3 separate regions of the Homo sapiens genome follow, and all the other regions are linked to region 2. Evidence: chromatin contacts called from ENCODE Hi-C or POLR2A ChIA-PET data. All regions are on one chromosome and are shown on one strand. The core of a region is the stretch at or near the end of the contact, and the rest is flanking DNA. Distances in the headings are between cores, read along the strand shown.

What was found. A loop is a pair of places that touch in the nucleus more often than their neighbours do. ChIA-PET counts read pairs that join two places held with the same protein, here RNA polymerase II (POLR2A). Pooled maps may share reads with other maps.
Region 1: a loop to region 2 is called in a pooled map, with 4 times the contacts of the local background. The contact joins two enhancer-like sites. A Hi-C loop is called at or near these places in 5 of 50 pooled maps. POLR2A ChIA-PET finds 5 or more read pairs at or near these places in 4 of 52 experiments (WTC11, activated CD4-positive, alpha-beta T cell and activated CD4-positive, alpha-beta memory T cell).
Region 3: a map of naive thymus-derived CD4-positive, alpha-beta T cell shows a loop between it and region 2 (9-fold over the local background). The contact joins two enhancer-like sites. A Hi-C loop is called at or near these places in 2 of 168 maps with a recorded cell type or tissue (K562 and naive thymus-derived CD4-positive, alpha-beta T cell) and 10 of 50 pooled maps. POLR2A ChIA-PET finds 5 or more read pairs at or near these places in 6 of 52 experiments (CD4-positive, alpha-beta T cell, H1, Panc1 and 3 more).

What each region holds. Positions count from the first base shown.
Region 1 is chr9:129,865,147-129,868,133 of GRCh38, forward strand. USP20 (ubiquitin specific peptidase 20) reads left to right here. Exons shown (of 26, transcript NM_001110303.4): 10 at 157-235; 11 at 2,859-2,987. Among named protein-coding and RNA genes, the nearest start is that of MIR6855, 3.0 kb to the right of the region's middle. RefSeq lists a silencer at 1-78. Within about 2 kb of position 1,730, at least 3 of the 41 ENCODE cell types and tissues checked have a DNase peak (open chromatin) inside an H3K27ac peak, as active enhancers do.
Region 2 is chr9:129,736,273-129,739,100 of GRCh38, forward strand. It overlaps PTGES (prostaglandin E synthase), which reads right to left. Exons shown (of 3, transcript NM_004878.5): 3 at 2,077-2,828. Among named protein-coding and RNA genes, the nearest start is that of PTGES, 15 kb to the right of the region's middle. RefSeq lists an enhancer at 1,170-1,419. Within about 2 kb of position 1,464, at least 29 of the 41 ENCODE cell types and tissues checked have a DNase peak (open chromatin) inside an H3K27ac peak, as active enhancers do; they include CD4-positive, alpha-beta T cell, where a contact is called at or near this core.
Region 3 is chr9:129,883,785-129,886,725 of GRCh38, forward strand. No RefSeq gene overlaps it. Among named protein-coding and RNA genes, the nearest start is that of MIR6855, 16 kb to the left of the region's middle. RefSeq lists enhancers at 626-920, 912-1,221, 1,020-1,701, 1,752-1,801 and a silencer at 1,992-2,241. Within about 2 kb of position 1,412, at least 36 of the 41 ENCODE cell types and tissues checked have a DNase peak (open chromatin) inside an H3K27ac peak, as active enhancers do; they include CD4-positive, alpha-beta T cell, where a contact is called at or near this core.

The sequences.
Region 1 (2,987 bases), core at 480-2,979, 130 kb after region 2:
TGTGAGCCTCTTGGGGCTCCTGGCTGAGTAGGCCCCTCCCCAAATGTCAGGAAACGCCACACTCTGATCCAGCCTGACGGGCTGGCTGCCTGCTTCTCTCGGGAATGAGCAGCTCAAGGCAGGCTACCTGGACTAATGGGTTTGGGCTTCCTACAGGCCAAGCTACGTGGTCCCCACCAGTCTGTCTCATGGGATCAAGTTGGTCAACCCAATGTTCCGAGGCTATGCCCAGCAGGTAAGCCATCTGAGCTGCCCAGGGGACACCCAAGGCCATGACCCACCAGGCCTGACTTTGACGCCAAAACCAGAGTGGAAAATCGCAATGGCAGCTGAGCACTGGTTGGCAGGTCTCACGGACCAGGCTCTCACTCCTAAGCCCTTCACACGTGTGAGGACAGTGGAGCCTCCCAGCAACCTGCTGACATTTAACCCCACTTCACAGATGGACAGACTGAGGTTCAGGGGCCGAGCCACTTGCACAGGCCACACAGCTAGTAAATGGTGGAGGGGAATTCTTTTTTTTGTGGGGGAGGGTGGGTACAGGGTCTCACTCTGTCACCCAGGCTGGAGTGCAGTGGTGCAGTCATGGCTTACTGCACCCTCGACCTCCCGGGCTCAAGCAGTCGTCCCACCTCAGGCTCCGAAAGTGCTGTGATTATAGGCATGAGCCACTGCACCCGGCGGAGGGGAGATTTGAACCCAGGCAACCTTGCTGCAGGGCCTCCGCGTTGCACCCAAAATGACACAGGGTTTCATTTCCCCAAACCACAGGCAAAATTTCACTTTTATTAAAGTAAAAAGTTTGATTAAAAATTTTTTTTAAATCTAGAGAACCCTTTTGAAACCAATCACATTTTTCTATTTTATAAAATAATGAGACCAAGACAGAGTGCAGCCACGCGTACACCTCAGCCCCGGGCTGATGGCTCCTGCCCTCCAGCCTCCTGCCCCAGATGGCCCACAGCCTGGGCTTTCATGCCAGGCCTGCAGGCAGAGCTGGACCTGGCTGGGTCACCTCTTGTGCTGCCTGAAATGAGCACCATGGACGGAGTGGCAGTCATGTGGGGACAACTTCCGCCCTCTACCCCCTGCCTGCTGTCCCGTCCCAGGATGAAGTCTGCTGGGCCTTTGGCTCCTGCTTGAGAAGCTCAGCACTGCCTGGACACCTCTCTTTTTGGGGAGTGATAACATGCACAATGACTAAAATTCACTGAGCACCATTTAAGTGGTCACAACTTAGTCCTCATAGAAGTCTCACAAAGTGGGCACTGTTGTCACCCACACGTTACAGGTAAAGAGCTGAGGCTCAGAGAGGTTCTACCCCTCACCCAGGTCACACAGCACATCCTGGCAGAGATGGCATTCAGGCCTACCTGAGCCCATCCCTCAGCACAGCACCACCCTGACTGTGTGCAAGGCGCCCTGCCGGCTTTCAGCTCTGGGTCAGGATGCCGTTACGGAGGGCCATGCGCTGCGGCAGGACTCCATCTGGGCTCCGGCAGAAGCATCCCTTTCTGTGGTTTTAGGATATCGTGTGGGGACACTTCTGAGGCTGAACTGTAGACGCAGCTGCGGGCGCCTCTTAAGGGCCAAAAGACTCTTTTGTGCTTCTGCATGGATTGAGATTTTGGCAAGGAACACATAGTACTTTTGTTGAAAGGAAGAACCAGAAAGAGAAGTAGATGGCAGATTGAAAGCCTCTTCTTGAAAGGGCCTTTGATCGTGCCTGCCACAGGACACGTGTCCCCTCCCTGATGCAATGTAACCTCGTGGTTCATTCCTCTGATCTTGGAGCCTGACACTTTGCCTTGGGGAGTCCCTCCTGAGCCCTCCCTTCCCTGCACATGAGTGGAGAGAGCCGGGATCCTCTTCCCAGATGTGTGACATGAGGCTGGCTCTGGCTGCTACGTGACCCCTGCCTCCTGGGGATCAGAGCCTGGGCTGAGGGCTGCTTCTAACAACCAGGTCAGGGACTGCTGGGGCTGATTTGGGCTCGGAACCCAAGTCCTTCTCCAATGCCCAGCACCACCCGAGCACCCGCTAGCTGCTGGGGTCTGCTGCCACCACCACGTTCTGACCTCCCAGTGCACCCCCTGTGTGAGCACACAGATCTCAGTGGGGCTCACTGGGCGCCTCTGCCCGAGCCCCTGCTGCCTTGGCTTCCTGCTGTGCTGGTGGCCCAGTCACAGAGTGGTCAGGATAAAATGGTCATTGCTGGGATTTGAGACCCAGGCAGCCTGCAGGGGCAGCTTAGACTGAGTCATGACCAGGTCTGTGGGAAGGTGAGAGCAGGCAGTGAGGGTATGTGGGGGCTGGCACAGGGACTGAGGGAGCAGGGGGAGCCAGAGGAAGGGTAGAGCATGCAGGCAGTCTGGCCTGTGGGTAGCGTGGCTTGGGGCAGGACTCGGGTGAGTCCTCTTTTGGCATCACACTCCCTCATCCTTCCGCCACCCCCCTGCCCACCTCCACTGGTCTCATCTGTAGGGAGAAAGGTGGCTCGGGCTTAATGTGGTACTGCCTCTCTGTCCCTCCCGTGCTGAGCTTGCAGCAGAGGCAGGAGATTCAGAGCCGGAGCCGGGGAGTTGCATGGACCCAGGTGCATACCTGGCTCTGACACTTTCTAGCTGTGTGTCCTGGTAGGTGTCCTTTAGCCTCTCCAGTCCTCACTGTTATCCTCAGAAGAATGGGGTTAGGACAGACTGCCATGGGAGGCCGCTGTGGGGGTGAGCAACTCTTCTGCAGGGGGCGCCCATGAGGTCCTCCTAGATGGAGGCTGGCGCTCTCATCAGCCACAGGGCGCTGGAGACTGGTTCCTCCTGCCTCCAGGGGAGCCCTGTTGATGCAGCCCCTGGTTCTAGGACACCCAAGAGTTCCTTCGCTGCCTGATGGACCAGCTGCACGAGGAGCTCAAGGAGCCGGTGGTGGCCACGGTGGCGCTGACGGAGGCTCGGGACTCAGATTCGAGTGACACGGATGAGAAACGGGAG
Region 2 (2,828 bases), core at 214-2,713:
GGGAGAGCTGCTGAGCTCTTCTCTTTGCTCCTTGCTTTCTTGGCTTGGATGGTCCCCTTAAAACCGCTCTTTCACCCCCCACCGCAGGTGAGTTGCCCCCTCCCCAGGCAGCCGCTCCCCAGCAGGGGTTAAAAGGCCCCATCTGCCTCCATCAGGGCGCTGAGCCTTGGGGTCATCACGGGCGCCGTCCTGCGGAGCCCGCCCACCCCAGGCTGGAGCTGCATGCATGGGGACGGGGGGCAGGATGAGGTTGCCACCCCAGCATCGGGCACCACCCCACCCTGAGGAGGCACTCACAAGCCGACAGAACAGGGGCGGTGCCGGGCAGGGGACCTCATGGTCTCGTGGTCTCTGCGGCTCCAGTGTGGTGGGGGCCGCCTCCTTCACCCACGCCCCAGGTTCACAGTATTGCCATGGGCATCCGATGCCCCTGCTCACCTGGGTCCGGTGGGTTCCCAGCAGGTTATTTTGCCCACAGAGCCCCTCTTTCCCCAGGAAGGAAAATATAAATATAAAAGCGCACGCTGCTGTGGCCAGGCACGGTGGCTCACTCCTGTAATCCCAGCACTTTGGGAGGCTGAGGCAGGCAGATCACTTGAGGTCAGGAGTTCGAGACCAGCCTGGCCAACATGGTGAAACCCTGTCTCTACTAAAAATATAAAAATTAGCCGGGTGTGGTGGCACATGCCTGTATGTAATCCCAGCTACTCGGGAGGCGGAGACAGGAGAATGGTTTGAACCTGGGAAGGAGAGGTTGCAGTGAGCCGAGATGGCACCACTGCACTCCAGCCTGGGTGACAGAGTGAGACTCCATCTCAAACAACAACAACAACAACAACAAGAATGCACGCTGGGTTCGCCTCCTGGATGGCCCCTGCCCTGGGATCTGTCCTCCCTCTGGCCTTACACTGTCCGAGCCCAGGGACAGCAGGCAAGTCACCTCTCCCCTGTGAGGAGACACCCCCTACAAGCCTCCTTCCTGTGAACCTTGCCTCTCTCATCTAAAAACCCTCACCTTCCTCATCTAGAAAGCGGAAATCCCTCCTGCCTCGGATTGTTTTGGGGATTTTTTTTTTTTTTTTTTGAGACATTTTCCCTCTGTTGCCCGGGCTGGAGTGCAGTGGTGGGATCTCGGCTCACTGCAGCCTCAACTTCCCAGGCTCAAGCGATCCTCCTGCCTCAGCCTCCCGAGTAGCTGGGACCATAGGCAGGCACCATTACACCCGGCTAATTCTTTTTTTTTTTTTTGGTAGAAAAGGGATCTAGCTCTGTTGCCCAGGCTAGTCTCAAACCCCTGGGCTCAGATCTTCCAACTTCGGCCTCCCAAAGTGCTTGAATTACAGACATAAGTTGGAAAAAAATCCAACTAGTATGCCCAGCCCAACGCTTAGCAAGCAGTAGGTGCTCAATACTGGATCGCGCCCTTCCCGTTTCTCTCCCGAGAGCCGCCGCGGCCCAAAAACAGAGGCGTCCCCTTACCACCAGGGGGCAGTGTTTCCCCTCTCAGCTCCGAACGGGACCCGGGGCCTCACGGCGCTTTCTGGCGGGGCCTGGGGTCCCTGCGCTGCTGGAGAACCCCCGGCACGGCAGGTCCCATCCGTTAGAGGGGCTCCGGCCTCGGGGTGCTGGGAGGGGGCGTTCAGGGAAAGTGAGGCCGTGCAGCACAGGGGCTCCGCCCAGGGACTTTGGCAGCCCCGACTTTCAGACCTGGCCCCGCACTTCCGGGCGCTGGCCTCCTGGAGTCTCCGTGTCCTGGTTGACGGAGCTGATAATGGCAGCCCGCGGGCGGGGCAGCCCCGCAGGGAGGGGTGACCTGGCCGGGGCAGGATTTGGGTGCTCCTGGCTCACCTCGCCAGATGCCACCTTACCCGCCCCAACGGGAGGCAGGAGGCTGCTGCTTGCTGTGTGATTAACACCCAGCCAGGGCGCGTTGGTGTCTGCGCCAGAGATCTTGTCCCGCCAAACTGGCTGTAGACAGTCACCGGCAAGAACGCCCAGCGCGCTGGAGCATCAGGCCAGCTTGGGCAGCAGGGAACACCAGGAACGCGCAACCCAAGACGAGGTGCTGGGCCCAGCTGGCAGACACTTCCATTTAATGACTAAAAATCACACATCTCAGGTCACGGGTCTAGGAGAAAACACACACACACACACACACACACACACACACACACACACACACACACGGATTCCCCATCAAGGGGACATTTGCAGTTTCCAAACCTTGAAGATACTGAAGGGACCAGAAAGTTCCTTTGAGTGGCTGGTCACCCAAAGCTCCCGGTCCTCCACCCACTGCCCTTTGGAGGGACTCAAACCTTGGGAGGAGAAGGCTGAGCTTCCTGTGGGCCCCTCCCACCCACACCTGAGCCAGAGAGAAGACTGCAGCAAAGACATCCAAAGCCAACGGCAAGGGAAGCGTCAGCGGGGGCAGAGGAGCCAGCCCTGTCCTTGGCTCACCCAGCTTCCACCATACAGGAACCCAAGACCCCAGCCTTGCTTCCACAGAGAACTGGCAGGGGTCCCCTGGCCTGGCCATCACAGGGACTCACATGGGAGCCTTTTAAAACTCCAGATGGTGGCTGAGCACAGTGATTCATGCCTGTCATCCCAGCACTTTGGGAGGCCGAGGCCGGTGGATCACTTGAGGCCAGGAGTTCGAGACCCTCCTGGGCAACATGGTGAACCCGTCTCTACTAAAAATACAAAAATTAGCTGGGTATGGTGATACGCGCCTGTAATCCCAGCTACTCAGGAGGCTGAGGCGGGAGAATCGCTTGAACCCGGGAGGCGGAGGCTGCAGTGAGCCAGATTGTACCACTTCACTC
Region 3 (2,941 bases), core at 162-2,661, 150 kb after region 2:
GTTCACACAGAAGCACCAGATGCACTGCTGATGGGTTTTTTGTTTGTAGACAGGGTCTCACTGTGTTGCCCAGGCTGGCCTCGAACTCCTAGGCTCAAGTGATCCTTCTGCCTCAGCCTCCCAAAGTGCTGGGATTACAGGCGTGAGCCACCACGCCTGGCCGCTTGCTGACATGTTTTTGCTTTGGGGCAGTCTCATAGGAGCTTTAGGTCTCACAGCACAAACCCCTCGGAGTCAGCCCAGGCCCATGCCATGTGCAGACTTTGGCAGTTTCCCAATCTTGGTATAAAGGTAAACGATTCTCTTCCCAGGGGTTCGGGCCGGCCTAGTGCTGTTAGAGGCTGTATTCTAGGAAAGCCTATGACGGTTTGGGAAACTGGGCCATGCTGAGTGCCTGTAGACAGCGTTCCCGGAAGAGGAAAAAGCAACCTTTGTCTTTATGTGGGAATCTCTAAGCAATATTTTTGGCTTTGTTTACATTTGAAGGTTAGATATGTGTCAATCCACGTGATTGACATTGAACATGGAAAATGAGAATGAAAGTTTTGTCTGGAAGATTTATTTAGGAGGTTTGGAGACAGTTCTTGCACTACAGAAAGGTGGGCTGGAAATAGGTACCAATTTGCCTTAAAACGTTTCTTTTAAAATACCTGGCTTTTAAGGAGTTCAGACTGAGATGCCAAGATCTGAAGTCTGTGCTTGATTACTGAGCAGGGACAGGAAGTGCTCGGTGACTGGGGAGGCGGGGCTCAGGCCTCGCTCCCCACGGTGCCCCACGGTGGCTCCTCCTCCGCGCTAAGCCAGGGCGTGGCTTCAGCAGCGCTTCTTAGAGGAGCCGGAAAGGCGCCCCTGCACCGTGGGGGAGGCTGCAGGAGACCTGCCGCCTGCCTGTGGTTCTGTCGGCCATGGCGCTGCTCACAAACCTGCATCCGAATACATTTGCAAGGCGCAGCCACCCAAAAAGTGTAGTTCCTACCTTTGTTCTGTTTTAAATTCAGTGCAAACATAAATTATCCTGAGGGTCTTAATGCTACCTAATTTTGAGCCCCAGAGAGCCTTGGGGGAAGTGAGCAGAGGTTTCGGAATCACAGCCCCCTCTGGCTCGTCCCTTCTGCAACTTCACCTACACAGAGAGACACCTGCTACCTGGACGGAGCAAGGGTGAGCTGGGCGCAGAAGAAACACACGCCTTTGGGGAAAGCTAGGAGCAGTAGACAGCCTAGGCAATGTATGTTCTGGAAGGGTGTCCCAGGGTTTCTCAGGGTGCAGCCTCCATTCCTTCCTTCGATTTGACCCGGGACCAGCCTAGATGAGGGGGCCTGTGGAGAGCTGGAACTGGAAACAGGTTCTCAAGGGCAGGGCTCGGCACAGCGTGGCAGCCAGGGGCTGTGCGGACTGAAGGGATGCGGCCCTGTCCTAGGCTGAGACGTCCGTCCAGCAGGTGCCGCAGGGAGGAAGGGAGCCTTCCCCATCCCCGACGGGGACAGTGGGTCCGTGTTTCCTCCCACAGCTTTCGGCCCCTTAGCTCTGAGGACAAGGATAGGGTCCTTCCTCTGCTTCTTCTGTACCTTTTGTGGTCCGGAGATGTCCCCGGCGGAGGTCACTATACCATCTGGAGGTCTAACGGGAGGCAGGAGTGCTCAAGTCAAGGCCGAATGGGCACTCAGTGGGACCCTGGAGAAGCAGCTGACACACCAAGGGGCTGCCACGTGCCTGCTGGCAGCCTTCACACGCTCATCCCGGGTCTCAGAGGGCGCTGGCAACACAGATCCCTGCCTCCCCTATCGGGAAAGCGTTTTAGGACCAGGGAAAAGGAGGCCTCCCCCAGGCGAGTGCGCAGAGCCAGGGAACCCGTCTGGATGGTGGCTCTTTCCCACCATCCTTCTCTGGCAGCAGCAGTTCAAAGTGGAGCTTCCAGGCTGTCCCATACATTTCACGATTTCTGAGTCTTTCGCTTCAATTTAAAAAAAGCTGGGGGCACGACCGAATCCTGCCTCTGTCCACCGCCATCTCGTTCCTCATCGCAGGGGGCCCTTCTTGCTCCCTCCACTGCTGCGCTCTGCCGTCTGCTCCCGCCAGGGGTCCCCACCACCTCTGCGGACGGAGGAGCCGCCTCCCAGGCCCGGGCGTGCCCAGGGCGGGTGGAGGGCGTGGGGCGGGCCGGTATTTCCTGACCCGCTGGAGGAGCCGGCCCCACAGGCTTGTGGCCTCCCCGGAGCCGGTGAGTCAGGAACTTCCTACTTCAAGAGGCTTCCCCAGTGCAGCAGAAAACAAACTAGTCGCCCCCAATGCTCCCGACCTCTGTGATGTCCACACCCGCGGAAATGGGGGCCCCAAACCAGCAGGCTCTGTTCTAGGCTTCTCAGCGCTGGTGCGGCTCTTGGAGAAGGCTCGGCAGGGGCGGGTGGGGCATGGGGGGGTTCACAGGTGGAGACAGCCCGTCTCCGCCCCACAGACGGCTGGGCGCAGTCCCGAAATATTCTTCCCAAGTGGACTTTTTTGCTGACAACCTAGAGGAGAGGGTTTCGGGTAGGATAACAGTAGATCCACCTTGTTCCCTTGTGCCACACTGTGTCACACTGGGAACCAGCAATTCTCAATGGTGCCTTGAAGCCAACTGCACGCACTTGTGGTTAGAGGTTACCAATGGCCCCATATTGGTGCCCTCACCTCCTGCCCTCCGCAAGTGAGGATGCTTGGCATCAGCAGAGCTGCCAGGTCTGCACTTGGTGTAGCTGCGAATATGTCATTTCCTGGACAACTGTTTTCCTAAAACAGTGCTAAAAAAAAAAAAAAAAAAACCCTTGGGACACAGAGAAGTGTGGGCACAAACCAATCCTATCTTCCCCCAAAAGGCCAGGGTGAAATTTTCAAAGCTGGCTGTGGAAACGGGGCCTCCCACTGCACATGTCCAGCCAGTGCCAGGCACAAGGCTGCTGCC